Linked DNA regions of Homo sapiens: region 2 is linked to region 1. The links are chromatin contacts, found by Hi-C or POLR2A ChIA-PET in ENCODE. All regions are on one chromosome and are shown on one strand. The core of a region is the stretch at or near the end of the contact, and the rest is flanking DNA. Distances in the headings are between cores, read along the strand shown.

Region 1 (3,270 bases), core at 543-3,042:
CAGGCCGCCCTTCAAGGATCAGTTCGCTTTTCTCGTCGTCTGCCTCGTCCCCCTTGCTCTCTGCCACGACTGCACCTCAGGGCTCAGTCTACTGGAGTCCAGGCTAGTCAAGTATGTAGCAGACGATGTGGTGGAATAATCTGAGGTGATGGTGCTGACGTTGGCCAAAAACTCACTATGTTTCCTTTCTATGCCCTGCTGAATTTCTTATAACAGTTTTATTGAGGTATAATTCCCATACCATACAACTCATCCATTAAGAGTGTACAATTCAATGGCTTTTTTTCTTTTCTTTCTTTTTTTGGAGACAGTCTCACTCTATCACCCAGGCTGGAGTGCAGCAGCACGACCTCCGCCTCCTGGGTTCAAGCAGTTCTCCCACCTCGCCTCCGAGTAGCTGGACCACCATGTCTGCTAACTTTTCGAATTTGTTTATAGCGATGAGGTCTCCCTGTGTTGCCCAGACTGGTCTCGAACTCCTGGGCTCAAGTCATCATTTCACCTCAGCCTCCCAAAGTGCTGGGATTACAGGTGTGAGCCACTGTGCCCAGCCATTGGCTTTTAGTATACAAACAAAGTTGTCCAAGCTTCACCACAGTCAATTTTAGAACACCTTTCTTTTTTACTTTTTCTTTTTAGAGAGAGAGGGTCTCACTTTGTGGCCCAGGCTAGAGTACAGCGGTGGGATCACAGCTCACTGCAGCCTCCAACTCCTGGGCTCCTGCCTCAGCCTCCTGAGTAGCTGGGACTGCAGGAGTGCGCTACCATGCTCAGCTAATTTTATATTTGTAGAGATGGGGGTCTCATTATGTTGCCCAGGCTGATCTCCAACTCCTGGTCTCAAGTGATCCTCCTGCCTCAGCCTCCCAAAGCATTGAGATTACAGGTGTAAGTCACCATGCCCAGCTCCCTTTGTAACTTTTGAGAAACTGGCAGGCTATTTTCCAAAGCTTCACTCTATCAAAAAATATATATATTTTTTAAACAATAGCATAACATATATAAAGTGCAAAATCATAAATGTACAACTTAATGCATTTTCAGAAACTGAACACTCCCGGAGATCCAGCATCCAGACCAAGAAACAGGATGTTTGCAGCCCCCAGAAGCCCCTGTGGGGGTCAGTCGCTTCCAGCCACTCCCCTGCCAGAGGAACCATTGTCCTGCCTCCTAATAGCACAGTTTTTGTTTCCTTTCTGGATTTTAAATATTCTCCAGTTTAGGCATGGTGCCTCACACCTGTAATCCCAGCATGTTGAGAGGCCAAAGTGGGAAGATTGCTTGAGCCCATGAGTTTGAAACCAGCCTGGGCAACAGAGTGAGACCTCGTCTCTAAAAAAAATTAAAAAATTAGCTGAGCTTGGTGGTGCATGTCTATAGTCCCAGCTACTTGGGAGGCTGAGACAGGAGGCTCATTTGAGCCCAGGAGTTCGAGGCTATAGTGAGCTGTGATTATGTCACTACACTCCAGCCTGGGTGACAAAGTGAGATGCTGTCTGTAAAAATAAATAATATAATAAATATATAAATATAATAAATAAATAAATAAAATATAATAAATGAGTATTCTCCTTTCCTGGTGAGGGGTGGAGGCTGGCAGGAGGGCCAGGCTGAGGATGTCAGAAGAGAAACCTTACTCCCAGATCCTAGAAGGAGAGAGGCACCCCAGCGAGGCGTGGGGACTGGGGCCTTTGAGGCTTCCTCCTCACAGCCCCTTGCACCTTCCCACCTGCTGGGAGTTTTAGGGGGTTTCCAGAGGCTGCAGAACCAGGACAATATTTTCTAGAGTCCTTGAGTTTGGTGTGACCACAGGCAGCCTGAAACCGAAAGCCAGGCCTTGGGACTGGGCGGCTGCTTCCCTTGGCTGGGATTTAAGCACAGGCCAGACACACATGAGGCCTTCAGAGCCATCCTGCCAGCCGTGTGACCCAACAGGCAGGGTCATGCATGTCTTTATCTGACATCAGAACCCACCTGGAGAGCCGCTGTGTCTTAGGTGTGTCCTGAGACCAAAGCTGGAAGTTCAGAGCACATTGCCCAGAAGAAGTGAGACATTTTCGAATTTTTTTTTTTAATTTGGACACAGGGTCTTGCTGTGTCACCCAGGCTGGAGTGCAGTGGTGCAATCTTGGCTCACTGCAGCCTTGACCTCCTGGGCTCAAGCGATCCTTCCACTTCTCAGTCCCGCGAGTAGCTGGGACTACGGTGTACACCACCACATCCGGCTAATTTTTGTATTTTTTGTAGAGATGGGATTTTGCCAAGTTTCCCAGGGTGGTCTCAAACTCCTGGGCTCAAGTGATCCACGCACCTCAGCCTCCTAAAGTGCTGGGATTATAGGCATCAGCCATCGCACCCAGCCTTGGAATGTTTTAAGGGACAGTCATGATAAGACTGTTGCTGATGCCACGAGAAGCGCCCAGGAAGCAGGGTGTGCTGGCTAGCTTCTGTTGCCTCCAGAGGGATTCCCCTCCCTTCTCTTCCCTTCCCCACCTGCCGTCTGCACAGATGCTGACCATAAGAGCCCCAATCAGCAGGCAGCTGTGGTGCCCACCACCCACAGGCTCCCATTGGCCAATGCGGGGCCCAGACAGGAGATTGGAAGGTGGAGGAGAATGAGCACACTGTTTTTATACCTCTGGCTCTGCCCATCAAAGATAAACAGAGCCCACCACTAGCTAATGCACTGAAGAAGATTTCATTCAGTAAAACCATTGCAACAGGGAAGAGGGACCAGCATGAACCAAACCCAATTTCCCCAAAATAAAATGCTGGAGACTTGTTATTTTTTTTGAAACAGGGTCTCTCTGTCACCCATGCTGAAGTGTAGTGGCATGATCATAGCCCACTGCAGCCTCCACCTCTCAGGCTCAAGTGATCCGCAGCCACCAGAGTAGCTGGGACTACAGACGCAGACCACCATGTCTGCTAATTTTTAGAACTTTTTTTGTAGAGACAAGGTCTCTCTGTGTTGCCCAGGCTGGTATGGAACTCCTGGACTCAAGCCATCCTCTCACCTCGGCCTCCCAAAGTGCTGGGGCTGCAGGTGTGAGCCACCACCCCTGGGCGTCCCTGCTTCCATCTTCACCTGGCCTTCTCCTCTCTCTCCTGTGTCTCAAATCTCCCTCTACTTTCTTTATAGGGACACAAGTCTTTGGATTTTGACCTGTGTCAAACCTATATCAAGGATGATCTCATCTTGAGATTCTTAATGAAATCTGCAAAGATCCTATTTCGAATTAAGTTTGCTCATGTATGGAGAGTTAGGAC
Region 2 (3,270 bases), core at 520-3,019, 120 kb after region 1:
TTCCACATGTGGAAGCAAGCCACTGATGCTTTTCCATTCTCTCCCCAGCTTCTTCCTGGAGAAGAATATGTTTGTTTTCTTCTTGAACATCTTGCGGCAAAAGTCGGGCCGTTACGTGTGCGTTCAGCTGCTGCAGACCTTGAACATCCTCTTTGAGAACATCAGTCACGAGACCTCACTTTGTAAGGACATTCCTTGGTATTTGCCTCTGTGCTGCTGTGCATGTAGCAGGGTGAAGTTGGGCGTGGTTTTCTGTGTCTGCGCTTACTATTCGTCGGCTCAGGCTATCCTAACAAAATACCATAGACTGAGTGGGTTAAACAATAGAGATTTGTTTTCTCACTGTTCTGGAGCATTGAAGTCCAAGATTGGCCAGGCATGGTATCTCATCCCTGTAACCCCAGCACTTAGGAGGCCAAGGTGGGCAGATCACTTGAGCTCAGGAGTTTGAGAACAGCCTGGACAACAAGGTGAAACCCCGTCTCTACAAAAAACCACAAAAATTAGCTGGGTGTGGTGGTGTGCACATGTAGTCCCAGCTACTCAGGAGGCTGAGGCAGGAAGATTGTTTGTCAAGGAAGTCGAGGTTGCAGTGAGCCGTGATTGTGCCACTGCACTCCAGCCTGGGTGACAGAGCAAGACCTTGTCTCCAACAACAACAAAAAAAAAAGTTCAAGATCAAGTTGCCAGCAGGGTTGGTTTCTAGTGAGGGCTCTCTTCCTGGCTTGCAGACGGCCACCCTCTTGCTGTGCATGGCCTTTCATCTGTGTGTGAGTGGAGAGAAATTGAGAGAGTGCTAGCTGGTGTCTCTTCCTCCTTCTATGGGGACGCCAGTCCTATTGGATGAGAACCCCCACCCTTATGACCTCATTAACCTTAATTACCTCGCCAAAGGCCCTGTCTTCAAATACAGCCACAATGGGGGTTAGAGCTTCAATGTAGGAACCTGAGGGAGACATAGTTCAGTCCCTAAGCCTGTGTTTGTTTCTGTGTGGTGGGTACTATCAGAGGGTTCCCCTCTGCTGATGATGCTGGGGGTGTTTGCAGTTCTTCTTTATGACTTGCTATTAAAGAGTTGGGGTCGCTGAATCATCAGCCAATGGAATAAGCACTGGAAGAAGTAAGACAAGGAAGATCTCTGCCAGAGGGCAGGCAAGGGTGTGTGCATTGGTACCAACCCTCCTGCTTCAGTCCCTCCACCCAGCTAGTGAGTGTGTGACTCCGAACTTCTTACCTGCCCTCACTAAGCCTCAGTTTCGTCATCCGTAATAACCACCCCTGAGAGGCAGGTGCCATCAGTGCTTTCATTTTAACACCCAGGCGCCAGCTCTAGCAAAGCCAGAATAGAGAAGGGGTTTCATCCCAGGCGATTAGCTCAGTGGTCTTCAGTGAGGGGACATTTGGCATCATCTAAAAACATTCTTGGGGGTGCTGCTGACATCTAGTGGGTAGAGGGTAGGGGTGCTGCTAAGGACAGGCCCCCCACAACAGGGAATTACCCAGCCCAAATTGTCCCCAGTGCCGAGGCTGAGAAACCCTGGTTTGGTTCCTAATCCTCCACGCTAGACTGCTAGCTTTGTTATTCCAAGGTGACTTCACCAAGCCCGGGCCCTGCCCGCCAGAAGTGGGGGACAAGTGGCCAAATGTCTATATCAGAGGCAGGCTCTAAGTCCCCAGGACAGGTCTGAAAAAAGTCTGCAGTGGGCAGAAAGAGGTAGAGATGGTGGCATTCCTCTGGCCAAGAGGGAGAGGTGAAAGGGCTGCTGAGTGATGGCTCTCGCAGCCGCCGCTAGGTGGTGCTGCTGCCTCAGAGACGCCTTATGCTTCCCGGTGACCGCAAGTTGACAAATGTGGGCCGACTCCTGTCTCCCTAAATGGTTTCCCTTGTTACCAGCGCCTGTTTCACTGGATGTGAAATGACTGCGGTTTCTAAAAGCTCTGAGGGGAAGATCCAGCTCAGTGGCACAGGCCCTTGACTCAGACTGAACCAGGTCCCAGGCCCAGTTCTGCCCCACACTGGCTCCCTGCACGTGCCTGGACAGTGAAGGCTCCGAGCTGCTGTTTGTGCATCTGTCAAGAGGAGAGCACAGTGGCTGCAGCATAGAGTGGCTGGGCGTGAGCGTGAGAGCAGGTGTTCAGAGCGAGGCACAGGGTCTGGCAGATAGGACATGGCCATGGTGTCGGTTTTATCCTTTAAGGCAACATCACCCTCAGTGTCCCTGCCCTGGGAAGCCTCTCAAAGTCCAGCTAGGCACGGGGTGACTGGATTGAGATGGGGGTGGGGCGATCAAAACTTACGGCTTTTAGAGTGTTTCTCTGAATTATGTGGCTTTTAAAAATTGTATATATTTAATGTGTACAACTTGATTTAATATATACATATACACAAAAAAATGTGTACATTGTGAAATAATCACGGCAATCAAGTGAATTAACATATCCATCACCTCACTTTTGTGCGTGTGTGTGGGTGGGGGTTGTGTGTGCACCTTGGGTGATGAAAATATGCAGTAGATCTGTTAGCAGATTTCAAGTCTGTAACACAGTAGGATGACCTGTAGTCACTGTGCTGTACATGAGAGCTCCGGAACTTACTCATCGTGCGTCGTACCCTTTGATCAGCGTCTCCCCATTTCCCTCCTCCCCAGTCCCTGGTAACCACCCTTTGACTCTCTGCTTCTATGAATTTGACTGTCTTAGATTCTCCCTGTAATTGAGATCATGCAGTATGCGTGGCTTTTCTTGTCCTGGCACCGAAAAGGGTGCCCTGCTGTGGGAAACCCAGGCAGATGCCCCTGGCTTTATAGCCCCTTCACCACAGTGCTTTTATAAGCCCTGCAAAAAGGGTAGAAATCATTGCACGTTTACAGAACTTGGATTTGTAAGGGGTGAGGAGGATAGAAGACCTTTGCTTTTATTTTTGTTTTCTAATCACAGAAGAAAAAATGTCCTCATTGTTAAATAACGAAAAGCCAAATGTTAGAAAAATGTAAAGTCAAGTTTCTGCAGAATTCAACCCTAACGATCCATTGTGCACCAGCCATTCTGCTGTTTGCTTTTCTTTTTCCCACCTTCCCAGTGTATCCTAGATCTCATTGTCCCGTTCTGTAACCCTGCCTGGTTTGGTTTAGGAGTGGCAGCTTGTTGTGCTATAATCTATTTAACCTGACCACGGGCATTTAGGTGGTTTCCAGCTTTTCACTATTACAAGCTACCATTTCACAAATGCACCTGTTGCCTGTTGGGGTTAGTGACCTAAGTGACAGAGTC

What was found. Hi-C counts contacts between places; a loop is a spot of excess contacts on that map. ChIA-PET counts read pairs that join two places held with the same protein, here RNA polymerase II (POLR2A). Pooled maps may share reads with other maps.
Region 2: a loop to region 1 is called in a pooled map, with 3 times the contacts of the local background. The contact joins two enhancer-like sites. A Hi-C loop is called at or near these places in 1 of 50 pooled maps. POLR2A ChIA-PET finds 5 or more read pairs at or near these places in 2 of 52 experiments (AG04449 and activated T-cell).

Annotation. Positions count from the first base shown.
Region 1 is chr16:10,841,364-10,844,633 of GRCh38, forward strand. It overlaps the pseudogene LOC729945. Among named protein-coding and RNA genes, the nearest start is that of TVP23A, 24 kb to the left of the region's middle. RefSeq lists an enhancer at 1,669-1,898. Within about 2 kb of position 1,793, at least 7 of the 41 ENCODE cell types and tissues checked have a DNase peak (open chromatin) inside an H3K27ac peak, as active enhancers do.
Region 2 is chr16:10,962,407-10,965,676 of GRCh38, forward strand. It overlaps CLEC16A (C-type lectin domain containing 16A), which reads left to right. Exons shown (of 24, transcript NM_015226.3): 3 at 49-182. Among named protein-coding and RNA genes, the nearest start is that of CLEC16A, 19 kb to the left of the region's middle. RefSeq lists an enhancer at 3,111-3,190. Within about 2 kb of position 1,770, at least 8 of the 41 ENCODE cell types and tissues checked have a DNase peak (open chromatin) inside an H3K27ac peak, as active enhancers do.